2 separate regions of the Homo sapiens genome follow, and region 2 is linked to region 1. A link is an interaction called in ENCODE POLR2A ChIA-PET data of the cell type or tissue named here. Cell type or tissue: PC-9. All regions are shown on one strand. Each heading gives the region's core, and the rest is flanking DNA. Links, peaks and the distances in the headings are about the cores only.

The links. Peaks named below come from ENCODE experiments on the same cell type or tissue, not always from the same donor. Only the 100,000 strongest peaks of a DNase experiment are listed, where the experiment ranks them.
Region 2: POLR2A ChIA-PET joins it to region 1 with 5 read pairs; 2 of 35 experiments call an interaction of 5 or more read pairs at or near these places.

The regions. Positions count from the first base shown.
Region 1 is chr5:168,344,652-168,351,066 of GRCh38, reverse strand. The region is part of intron 1 of WWC1 (WW and C2 domain containing 1); the gene reads right to left. It overlaps LOC124901129 (a long non-coding RNA gene), which reads left to right. Exons shown (of 3, transcript XR_007059039.1): 2 at 668-724; 3 at 848-923. Among named protein-coding and RNA genes, the nearest start is that of WWC1, 56 kb to the right of the region's middle. RefSeq lists a silencer at 3,395-3,444. In PC-9, for the core only: a CTCF peak has its summit at 2,917; DNase peaks (open chromatin) are centred at 2,956 and 4,426; H3K4me3 peaks cover 765 bases; H3K27ac peaks cover 4,077 bases.
Region 2 is chr5:168,259,483-168,265,897 of GRCh38, reverse strand. TENM2 (teneurin transmembrane protein 2) reads right to left here. Exons shown (of 31, transcript NM_001395460.1): 30 at 5,485-5,615; 31 at 1,741-3,849. The coding sequence ends at 3,088. Among named protein-coding and RNA genes, the nearest start is that of WWC1, 29 kb to the left of the region's middle. In PC-9, for the core only: no CTCF peak of the experiment used is centred there; no DNase peak of the experiment used is centred there.

The DNA of each region.
Region 1 (6,415 bases), core at 654-5,653:
CAAGTAATTCTCCTACCTCAGCCTCCCAAGTAGCTGAGATTACAGGCATGCACCACCACGCCCGGCTAATTTTTTGTGTTTTTAGTAGAGACAGGGTTTCACCATGTTGGCCAGGATGGTCTTGAACTCCTGACCTCAAATGATCCGCCCGCCTCGGCCTCCCAAAGTGCTGGGATTACAGGCGTGAGCCACCGCGCCCAGCCTCTAGCTGGGAATTGGTAACATCATTTTACTTCTATTGGCAAAAATTGGGAAGAGGGTGCACCAGTGACTGAAGTTTTGGAAACCCTCATTTAGCTCATTGTTTGCAATGTCTTAGATGCTCAATAAACATTTATTAAGCACATAGTTGAGCAGAAGAATGAATGAATGAATGAGTGAATGATCATGATAACAATAGGCTTTCTTCCACGTCCTTTTCCTCCTGTCCTGCCCTTGGCCAGATGCCCTTTATGTTGGGGTGGAGAAAAACAGAACAATGTTTAAGAGTAGGGAGCCAAGGGAGAGCCAGTCCAGAAGAGGCATGCTCAACTTCAGTCCAAGCACCCTCGTGACCCACGCCAAATAGCCTCCTGGACTGTGACCTGGGGACCAGCAGAGGAAGGGATGGAGAACAGTTGTTGGATTTCTGCCACCAAGCACCCATTTCTGCCTCTTTTGGTGACAGCATTGCAAATTTCCTGAGGAACCCACCTCTCTAAAGATTCTCCATCCACGTGCTTTGGTGAGCAGTTGATTTTAAATCATTCCTGCACAACCCACTATGGACTAGTAAAAGTCAACCTCAGGACTTCCATCTGAGCCATGAATAAGAGAGACCTCTTTTTGCATTTTTCTTCAATCCTAGAAGATCATCATGTGCAAACTGAGAACGAAGCCGATACAGCAGCAGGCAGAGTCAGGAGGAGAGAAACTAAGACCTGATGATACAACTGGAGCCCTGCATTGAACAGTGACCTCTGGACTTTCCCAGTATGTGAACCAATCCATTCCTCTAGTATTTAATGTCCAATTTAGCTGAGAGCTTTTCCATAAGATCTCAGAGGAATGACCTGGAGCTGGGAGGTGAAGCAGGTGTTTTTAGCAGCAAAGGTGAGCTGTCCGCATTTGGAGGGCCCAGAAAGATGGCACCCATGCAGATAACCATCCTTCTTGCTAGGTGAAAGGTGGAGTGTTATTTTGAGGAAACAAACGGTTACTTAAGAGGCCGCTGTTGGTCACAGAACTGGGGTTGGTGGAGCTGCTGCTCCAGACCAATTCTTCCAAAAACAGGAAGGGCTGTGAGCCTCCCGCCCAGTGGCCCACGGCAGCCAACCCCACTCCCAGCCCCACTCTACCTTCTATCTGCAAACAGAAGCAAAGGGAAGGAGAGCCAGTCAAATGACGGAGAAAGAAGGAAGCACTCCTGAGGACCTACTGTGTGCTGAACAGCAGACCACAATGTAGGTACCAGCTTGACGTGGCCACTTACCGACTGTGTGCCCTTGAGCAAGTCCTTGTTACAGATGCTCAGTAAATATGAGAAGGTGACAGAGCCAGCCTGCAGGGCTGTGCTGAAGGAGAGGGTGAGGCTGCTTGGCCAGGATGAGGCCCTGGAGAGTGGGATGGAAGGAAGAAATCTTTTACAGGGAAGAAAAGAAGGGATTTCCTGAGCCCAAAGCTGGAAAGCATTAAAAAACAAACAAAACCTTTCTATAGTTATAAGGTGGGGGGTGTCATATACAAAAGATTTCAGAAGGCTTGCTGAGAAACAGGCGTGTCAGAGGGGTGGGAAGAGAACTGGGTGGGGGTGTCAGAAACCCACGTGCCCAAGAGGCCTACACCTGCATGGCTGAATGACCTTACAGGTCTCTGGGACACAATCATGGGAATTCGGTAATGAAAGGACTTTTAGAAATCACTGTGTCTGGTCATCTCATTGTGGAGATGGGGAAATTGACGCACAGGGAACAGAAGGGACTCGGCCATGACCATTCAACAACTCGCTCTGTCACCTGCCAGCTCTTGAATCTCGGGCGTATTAACCTTGCTGTGCCTCAGTTTCCTCCTATGTAAAATGGGGATAACAATCATCCCCACCTCACAGAGCTGTGGGGAGGTTTATAGGATGACGTGTGTACAGCAGTAGGCATTATGTCTAGCATATTGAAAGCAGCTGACATGTGTTAGCTTTGGAATTTTCAGACCACTCAGGAACTTTTCCATCAGAAGGGAAACCCCTTTCTTCTCACACCCTCAAGCAAAGATCCCAGGCTGCAGTGTGGGGGCTGGATACCCCTGGCCCCACCCCAATCAAATTCCTTCTGGGCTACCTTCAGGATGGCTCTGCTAGGGCCCTTTCCTAGGCTGATAATTTCTTTCTTTGTATTTCTCCAGCAGACCCTGCCTGGACAACTACTCCTTGATCTTTTCCGGATGGCACCTTTGTATTTCCTCCTTGGAGAAGTCCTTGTTTGTGATGGCCGCACCCCCAGCTGGCAAATGTGTGTGGCTCTCCTCTGGCCCACCTGAGGTCAAGGTGGGATAAAGGGAGGCCTGTGCTCACAGCCAAGCTTCCACCCCACCCCGGAACTTCTTGAGAGGTATGCTTCAGGGAGAGGGACAATGATGTGTGGCCCTTCCCTCTGCCAGCAGCTCTTCCCATCCGGCTGTGGATTAAAGGAGCCTGGGTCACTGCCCAGGCAGAATAAAGCCTGCAAACATCCTGAGGATGTGCCCCTCCTTGGCAGGAAAACAGTAGAGAGGGTGAGGGTGAGGGCTTGGGTCTCCCTGAGCTTCACCCTACCTGAGCCTGTGCACACACCCGTGCACACACATCACAGTCACGTCCCCTGAGCTCAGGAACCAGCTCTGCCACTTGCCAGCTGTGTGGCCGGTGCACATCACTTCTCTTGGCCACCTTCAGGAAACGGTGCACATCACATCCCCCAACCTGTCAAATGGGGCTGCCAGTAACACCCATCTCGGGAATAAAGGAGCTCAGGTATGCCAGGTGTTTGCACAGTGCTTGCATACAACAGGTGCTCAATACTCTGTTATCATAGCAGAAATCTCTAATAGTCACACTGCCATCTCCTGAGCATGACTCCTCTGACCCTTCCAACAGGGCAGATCCCAGCTTGATAAGCCCACAGCCCATCTGCTTCTCCTTCCCAGCTCTTCACAATGACTTACATTCTTTCTCTGGAGATAGTGACCTCTGCAAGGGCAGCGATCAGGACTGTTTAGAGCACTGCAGTATACCCAGGGGACAGAATCATTCTTGATACATAATCATAAATATATAGGGATTTTTTTTTTGGACTGACCTTGCTCGACAATGACTCTGTAAAAGAAAAGAGGCCTCCAATTTCACTCGGGCTAATAAATGAAATAGATCATCACATAGATTGCTCTTCACCTTCTTCAGGGCCATCCCTTACACCAAGAGGGAGGGTACAAGAGGGAACCCAAGCGCTGTGCCCAGTTGAGGCCACGAGCTGACAGAATGACAGAAACAGGGTTTCAGTTCTGCTTTAGCAGGGGACCCACAAACACTTCTTAACAGGGTGAGCATGGACTTCACACGACCTTTTCTTCAATATCAGCATCTCAACGAAAGGTCCAAAGAAATCCTAGAGAAGCAGTCAGGATTAGGGCACAGAATTTCAAATTCCCTCTCCAGGCAAGGCCAGGGTGATCAACTGAAGGTGGATCGGAAGTAGGGAAGAGACCCTTGCGAGCCTGGTGAGCTGAATAAGCAGTATCCCTGGAACTGCCTCCTTCTTGAGGTCTGCCCTGGAGGGCACATGACTGACAGCGGTTAACTCGAGAACTCAGGGCATCCCAGGCCCCAGGACACAGCACCCATCTACAGTCAGGGCAACTGAACTGGAGAGATGCTGGCTTTAGCCTCTGAGGAGGACCCTTGTCACTCAGTCGGCTGGGGACATTGCCAACGTCTGGGGGTGACATCCAAGGACCCTATTAGGAAAGTGGAGAGCAGCCCAGAGTGTGAGCCCAGTGTCACAGACTCAGAATGATCCAGGAACCATCCAGGGAAACAATGCCTGCAGAAAACAGCAGCTGCAGGTGTATTTCCTCCCCTGCTCAGCTCTTCCTGCCCTGCATGAGCAAGACCCTAAGACCCTCAAGAGACCCTCAGAAAATCTGTCCAGTGCCCCAACATCAGAATGAAGGCATCTGGGAAACAGGTCGAAACACAGTGCCTGACACCAACCAAACGGCTCCTCCTCTAATTGTTTTACATGGAACCAAACATCCATTGTCACATTAAAAAATAAGACATGTCTGTCAATCATTTCTAAGCCACCACCAACTTACAGAACAATCTCACTCACAGCATACCAAGCATGGGCCCTGGGAGGTCCCGGCTTTTACTTTTTAACTAATTCTAACTAGTCATACAGGTTTCTCAACAATGGCTCACCTGAATTCCTCTGCTCCTAGTCAAACAGGAGGTATTCAAATGAGTCTTGTATTCTGCATGCATTTATTTTCTCAACAAGCATTTCAGGCACGCCTACTAAGGGCATCGGTGTGTCAGGCACTGTGTTTCTACCTGTTCCCCAGATGCCTTCATTCTGATGTTGGGGCACTGGACAGATTTTCTGAGGGTCTCTTGAGGGTCTTAGGGTCTTGCTCATGCAGGGCAGGAGGAGCTGAGCAGGGGAGGAAATACATCTGCAGCTGCTGTTTTCTGCGGGCATTGTTTCCCTGTATGGTTCCTGGATCATTCTGAGTCTGTGACACTGGGCTCGCACTCTGGGCTGCTCCCTGCTTTCCTAAGTATCTTGTATCTCCTTACAGTGTTTATACTTGCAAAACACAGATTTTCAGCCTAACTTCAGACCTGCTGAGATCAGTCCTCAGCAAACCCTTCTCCTTCCTTTCGACATCAGACATAGGTACCCGATTAATCTCGGTGGGCTTCAGGTGGAGGGAGAGCCAGGGCTGGGCATCCCAATCAAACACTCTTGGGGGTCCCTCCTGGGCCATCTGATTCTGTTATGAAATGGGGCCAGTTGTTTCTCCCTGCCCTGGTGGTGTTGGACAGAGCCTCTCTCACCACACAGGGTCCCCGCAGGCTCGCACTGGGGAAGACTGAGACTCCAATAATTTAATTATCTTATCAAGGGTCACACAGATTGTACAAGTAGAAGCTGGGATTCTAACCCAGCCACTCTGACTCCACAGCTTGCTCTCTTAATCAGGGGAAAGTCAATGACTGGATATGTATCTTGATTCCTGCACTTAGATGATCACTTAGAGAAATAAGAGTCATCAAAATATAAAAACTATGAGCTGAGTTAAAAAATTAACCCATGAATTGAGTACTTATAATAAAATCAATGCCTATACAAATATTGCTCCCCACTTAACATTAGTGTCTAGTCCATGCCATCAGTATTTACTGTCAACATCTTTATGGGTCTGCTGGATGTCTTAGCATCTGACAAAGCAATGCAAGTACAATCCAAGTCAACTGCAAGGGAAATCACTAATATTCTAAAAGAGGCAGGATTTCATGAAGTTTGTGAATGTCATGTTGAATAACTACTCAATCACACCCAAGGAATGGCTGAGTTACTCAGGTAACAACTGAAAAGGAGAAAATCCATTAAGATAAAGAAGAAGAGACAACAGGCCCTTTAAAAGGGAAGGATTTCAGGCCTGGCATGGTAGCTCACCCCTGTAATCCCAGCACTTTGGGAGGTGAGGATCACTTGAGGTCGAGAGTTCGAAACCAGCCTGGCCAATATGGCAAAACCCTGTCTCTATTAAAAATACAAAAATTAGCCAGGCATGGTGGTGCATGCCTGTAATCCCAGCTACTTGGGAGGTTGAGGCAGGAGAACAGCTTGAACCCAGGAGGTGGAGACTGCAGTGAGCCAAGATTGCACCACTGCCCTCCAGCCTGGGCAACAGAGTGAACCTCTAAAAATAAAATAATAAAAGAGAAGGATTTCAGTGATACCAAGGGGTTAAACAAGGCCACAGGAAAACAGATAAAACCTTCAATATTTTGTAAAAATGACCTTCCTTATGAGCCTGGTGGGAAAGTCAAACGAGAAGAGAAAAATGTCCTTTTCTGCTATTCTCATTGTCTCCAAATAATTACACAAAAAATAAATCAACACTTTGTTCAAACTAAGAACTGGGGCATGGTTGCAGTATGTTGTTAAATACAGTATAAATATACTTTAAAATTTTTAGTTTCATTTCTCAAAATGAAGGCCTGATCAAATCTTTTCCCCCCAATATTTACTATAAATGTTTGACTTCTATTTTAAGTAATTTCTCTTCTAAATAAAACCTCCCCTTGGAATATGAACCCCCTGCACTGCTTTGTCAAGCAGCCCCTGCTTCCTGCTGTGACAGACGCAATGCTAAGGCTTGAGCAAGAGCACCTGCT
Region 2 (6,415 bases), core at 483-5,482, 85 kb after region 1:
CACTTACCCGCTGGGTGATGGTGGCCTCAGATTTCTCACCTCCAAAGTGAAAGATACTAGGAGCTCATCCGGGGCATGCATCCAGTCAATTTTTTAAAAACTAGCTTTAGCTTAGGTTGATGGCTTTCTTGGCCTCCTCCTTCATCTCACCTAGGTGACCACATTGGCTTCCCCTCCCTGTCCTCCACACTGCAGCCACAGCACTTTTTATGAAATCAAAACTCACAACTTTATTGCTTTGCACATAAAAAAAAAAATCGAACCTCTAACTGTGTCTTGTGAACCCTGCCATCCTCTCCTGTGCTCGGGCCTAACCACCCACCTTCTGTGTCCTTCTTTTTTTTTTTTTTTGACACGGAGTTTTGCTCTTGTTGCCCAGGCTGGAGTACAGTGGCACGATCTTGGCTACCTGCAACCTTCGCCTCCCAGGTTCAAGCAATTCTCCTGCCTCAGCCTCCCGATTAGCTGGGATTATAGGCATGTGCCACCATGCCCGGCTAATTTTTGTATTTTTAGTAGAGATGGGGTTTTGCCATGTTGGCCAGGCTAGTCTTGAACTCCTGAACTCAAGTGGTCCGCCCGCCTTGGCATCCCAAAGTGCTGGGATTACAGGCATGAGCCACCACCCCCAGCCCATTTTCACTTCTTGATGCCATGCTTTTCCTACTGTCTGTCCACTCCTGCCCATAGTTTCATGAGGCAAGGGCCCATGGGTGTCTACTCACCTCTCTTACCCAGAACTTAGCCCAGAACTTCCCCCTGGCACGAGGGAAGCTCTCAAGAAAATGTCATTGAATGAATGAAACGTGAGGACGAACTAAAATATTGCATGCAGAGCCCTTAGCACTATGCTGGGCACCAAGTAAGCACCAATAAATGTTAGCAATTAATGATAGTATTATTCTAACTTTAGGAGTGATGTAAAACAAAAGTTATCCAAACCAGCAGTGCTTTTCTTATTGGGTTGTCCCAAATAGGCAAGATTTGGGGTAAGTTGATGTAGTCTGGAAAGAAATATGAAAGCACACACACACACACATGCGCGTGCACGCGTCTCCCGGTGTAGTGAATGCTCCCCTTTAATTTCTGCCAGCATCTCTCAGAACTAGAATGTGGTTGCAGGGAGGAGCCTGAATGTCCCAGGAAGGCTAGAGGGATCTGTCCATGCTTGGGGAGGCTCTGAGGGTCCTCACTGCCCACCCACACCACATGCAGACTGTCCACCTCTGCTCCATGCAGAGAAAAGGCTGCAGATGCAGGCAGAGTTAGCTCTAGAATTGGGGAGCACTAAGATACCTCTAACAAAAGCTCCTCCAGGCAGGGCACCGTGGCTCACGCCTGTAATCCCAGCACTTTGGGAGATTGAGGCAGGTGGATCACCTGAGGTCGGGAGTTCGAGACCAGCCTGGCCAACATGGTGAAACCCTGGCTCTACTAAAAATACAAAAATTAGCCAGGTGTGGTGGTGCACCTGTAATCCCAGCTACTCGGGAGGCTGAGGCAGGAGAATTGCTTGAACCCAGGAGGTGGAGGTTGCAGTGAGCCGAGATCATGCCATTGCACTCCAGCCTGGGCAACAGAGTGAGACTCTGTCTCACAAAAAAAAAAAAAAGAAAAGAAAAAAGCTCCCCCAGGTGTTCAAAATACCAGCTCAGCCTCCACACGTTTGGGCAGCTCCTCTTTTTCTCCAGTAACGCTTGCCTTTTTCTCATCTCAAATCATTTCCACACAAGACCAGTGTCCACAGGAGTTTTAGAGACTTTATTTATGTATAAACAATTTAAACACTTTGCCATAAATTATCTTTGCCTGTCCCTAGTCTTTGCTTAGCAGCAAATTAAAATTAATATAAAAACTCGATGAACAATTCATACATGTATATTACAAAAAAGTTCCTGTACCAAAGTTCTTATTAGACTTTATTTTTGTTTTTTTAATTTTTAAAATTTTTTTTGTTTTTATTTTTATTTTTTAAATTTTCTCTCCTCGTGGTGACTGTCATGTGATTGTCTCAGTTTCTGGACCAAACAAACACACTAATAATTTTAAATCTGAAACAGTGATTGTGCCTTTCGGCTCATGTATGTACAGGGTGATCAGAAGTGGTACCTGTTAGCAAAAGTGTCACGATGCTGCACCTCTACCGAAACTGATACCCACGAACTACGGAATCTAAACAGACTACACCCTGTAACTGCGTATTACTGTCCACAATGGAATCTCCAAAGACAAAAGAGTATGAAATTTATCTGTAGTGATTATAGCCACCATTTTGAATTAAATTTTACACTCTGCGCTCAAATAAATTAGCTCAGGCCAGACTTAGTTGGGACCTGAGAGTTAAGTGCTGGATGGTATTATTTCACTTTGATTTTTGATAGGAATTTCTTTTATTCCCTCATGTTTTTTTTTCTTTAAAAAGTATTTCCAGTGCTCACTCCTCCTCTTTTATCCCCCCTCCCCAGGCGCTACACACAAATCACCCCCAAAGTCGTGTTTTAAATGCACCTGTATTTGCTTAAACGAAAATGTCAGAAGTATTTGTCCTACAAGCAGTCTGAGTGGTTTGTCCCGCAGCTGGTCTGGTGACGCTGGCCCTCGCGGATGTCTGCGTGTCGCTCACATGTGAATGAGTGAGGTAATTGGATATGAGGCCTTCTTTCTTATCTTCGCTTCTTTGTTTATTGGTCCGTGTGTTTGTTTTGTTTTGTTTTTGTTTGTTTTCTTCTTTGCTTATTCGTTTTTGTTCTTTTGTTCCTTTTGGACACTTTGCGTCTCTTTTCTGCGTAGACCCAGAACAAGTGGGTCATATTTTAGGGGAACTTGGAACATTGTGTGTGTCTGTTCATTCATTCGTTTGTTTTGTTTTCCTCGGAATTTTCAGCCGGGCTTTAGTCTACTTCAGGATGAGGGACTTCTCGCTTGGACAGTAGCATTTGAACTCAAAAAATGTGAGCTTTCTTGCCACTTGGTCTCCTAAAGCAGCCCAGCCGCAGTGCCCCTGTTAGGTCTTCATCTCCTTAGGAGAGGAGATAACAGTTACTCCTGCTGAGCCATTCAGACAAGGAATGGCAGCAGATTATTTTGTTACCTCTTTCCCATCTCATTCTGTCTTAAAAACTGGATGTTGCTGCTACTGTCTGCAAGCTCTGGGTATTGCTCCACGGGAAGCACGTAATATCCCTCGTACCCTTGCACGCGCCCGGTGCTCAGAAGCTGCTGCTTCTCGCCCTCAGTCCACAGGCGGCTCCCCTCTCTCCCGTCCCTGGCTTTCTGCTGCTCCTTGGCCCAGGCCGTGCCCAGGGCCCTCTGTCTCGCCTGGTCCAGGACGCGGGCCTTCTCTTCGTCCAGGGTGTCGGGGGTGAGGCCATAGCGGATGCTGAGCAGCAGCGTGGAGTACTGGAACTCAATGTTCGTGAACCTTCGAGTCCTGCCGTTGACCAGCAGCGTGGGCTGGGACACGGTCACGTTCACCCCGCTCTCTAGCACCTTGCGGCCGATGGTGGTGCCTAGTGTGACCAGGTCGCCATCGGCTGAGCCAATCTTCACAAAGTAGTGGGTGTCCTTGCCCTCGATGCTGTAGTGCATCTTGTCCAGGTAGTAGGCGTTGTTCAGCACAGATGCCACCTTGCGGCTATCTTCGCTGGCGATGCTGGACACGCCCGTGGTCACCCGCCCTTCTTTGATGGCAAACATGATGCCTTTGCCAATGATGGGCGTGGTGGTGGCAAACCAGTGACCTGCTTTCTCTCGGATGCTGGCGTGGAGCTTTTTAGTAATGACCTGTCCTTCCAGAGCCATGAAGGCCTGGTTATGTCTCTCTGTTGTCTGTTGGACACCTGTAATGAGCTGTGGGGATAAGAAAACAGAGAAAGCTGAGAAGATGAGCTGGGCAGCTCTCTCAAAAAGAGTCACAAAGAGAAAGGCTTGGAACTCTCCTGCAAGAACTAGTGTTGGGTCTATCCAGATCTGAGCTGTTGGGAGTCCTACCTTTTGGAACTATGGTTGGCTGGTTGATTACCAGTGCTCTGAACTATGGATGGCTGGTTGATTACTAATGCTCTGATGGTGTGGTCTGTCCATCTTGCAATTGCCACTAACTAAAAAAATGGTAAAGGAGGTTCACCCTTTGCTGGCATGGGCACCTGGACCTACACACTTACCGGGTCATGCCACCACTCGGGAAGTGCCCTGTTCTGTACTCTGATGGTTGGCAACTGCCTTGCCCGCTTTAGACCCAGGAATGTCCTGATGCGAAGGGCAGGATGTTGATTTGAACAGCCTCGAACCCCACCACTGTAAGCTAGATTTCCTGGAGGCCAATGACTTGGATATTCATTAACTTCCTTGGGTTAAGACCTTGCCACTCAAAGTATAGCCAGCAGCAGAGGAATCACTGGGACCTGCCCTGTTCAAAAAGCAGAATCTCAGGCCTCACTCCAGAACTACTGAGTCAGAGGCTACGTGTGAACAAGATGCCTTGGGTGATCTGTGTGCATATGAACATTTGAGAAGCACCAGGCTGAGAGAGTCAGGCTTTGAGGGCCAGAGGGAATATCCCCTGGCTTTGAGGCAGTTGTTTTGGATCCTCGCCCTGGTTCTGCAGGGGATGAAATCACCATTATCTCCTTGGCCTTGAGTTCTCCACTCGCAAATTACAACTTGTCTCAATTGGTGGTTGGGGGACAGGCTGGGATAATGGGAGAGGCTGCGTTTGGGAGGTAACGGCACTTAGATAAATGAGAGAAATGATGGCTATTCATCCACTGAGTGGTCCCCAAGGGGCAGGACTGAGTGAACGCTGTTCTCAATTACCCAGCAGCTCCTCCTTGCCTCTCTATAGTTACACAATCTGGACAATTATTCAGAGCAGCTGAGACCTTTCAGACTTTGATAGTGCTGAGCGCCGGTTCTGTAGCAGGGGTTATCTGAACGCCTCCCATCTGATTGTAGCAGAGGTCTCAGCTGCACCCAGATGGAAACTGACCACCCCTCGGTCATCGCAGAAAGACCCAAGCACAAATTATGTTCTGAAAACTCAATCTGTATATGCTTGGCCATAAAGCGCCGAGGTTTTATGTGGGGCATAAAAATGTTCTTTAATGGGACAGAAACTGCAAACCACAGTTTTATGACATCCCATAAAAGCTGAAAGGGTTATGATCTTATAGGCAGTGCAGATGGTAGGTTGCTGCTAGATTTCTCTGTGCTGTTGTTAATCAAGGAGTGACTCAAAGGTATTCTACTGAACAGATAATGATACCACAATTAAGGCAATAATCGAAGTTGGGAAGAAATATGTGCTGTGCCAGACAGGCGACAGCACTGACATTCGCTTTCCTGGGAAGTCTCAATGTGTCCTGCACCTTTTATACCCAGCTCCAATGTTTTCCTGCGCTGACATGCCCCTGGCTCCCATGAGGTTCTGTTTGCAAAAGGGAATGATGACAATCATTTGGATTCTTGGCAGGAACCTCTGCTTACCTGTCCATTCTCACTTGCTTGACTCTCTGACAATTCATAGGGAGGAGGCACGAAATACATTTTGGCTCTCGGGAAGCCAGGAATGATGTTGCTAAGCTGAAATCCAAACATCACAAGCCAGCTTTTCACATCTATGGTGGAAAACAAAAATAAAGGTTTCTGAAATCATGATGGATGGAGAGCAGCAGCAGAGCTTAAAGAGAGAACAAAATAAAATGGGTGGTTGGGTGTAGGGCCCAAAGGGGAGGGAGGAAGAGCTTATGACTGTCTCCTGAGTCCAGACCCAGGGCTTCCATACATGGGTTTTAGGAAGCAGATATCAAACTTGGTCAGTTGATAACCACCATGTGGTGATTAAGAAGACCCTTGCTCAAGTAAGACAGATCTAGCTTCGAATCCCCTGGCTGTGTGACCTTGGGCAAGTCCCAGCCCCACTCTGAGCCTTAGGTTCCTCAGATATGAATTGGGATAATAATTGTGTCGGTCTCATTGGGTTGTTATGAGGATCAAAGGAGAAAATCCACATAAAAGGCTTTTCGCAGTGCCTGGCACATTAACTGCTCAATAAATATCAACTCCTTTATTTAGCAAGTGTTTAAGGGAGCATCTATCACAGGCCACGCAGTGTGTTTAGAGGCTGGATATACAGGATGGACTGGAGGGATAAGTGATGATTCTTACTGTTGTGCAGGCCTTTTGGACTGGGGCCACTGCACTGAGGCTGGCTCACTATGGAAAGGGGTTTCCAAGAGCTGGACACAGATGGAAAGCAGAGTCCTCTGGACCATGAGAGGCTTTCTCCAGCCTTCCTACTCTCTTTTTTTTTGAGATGGAGTCTTGCTCTGTTGCCCAGGCTGGAGTGCGGTGGCGCAATCTCAGCTCACTGCAAACTCCGCCTCCCAGGTTCAAGCAATTCTCCTGCCTCAGCCTC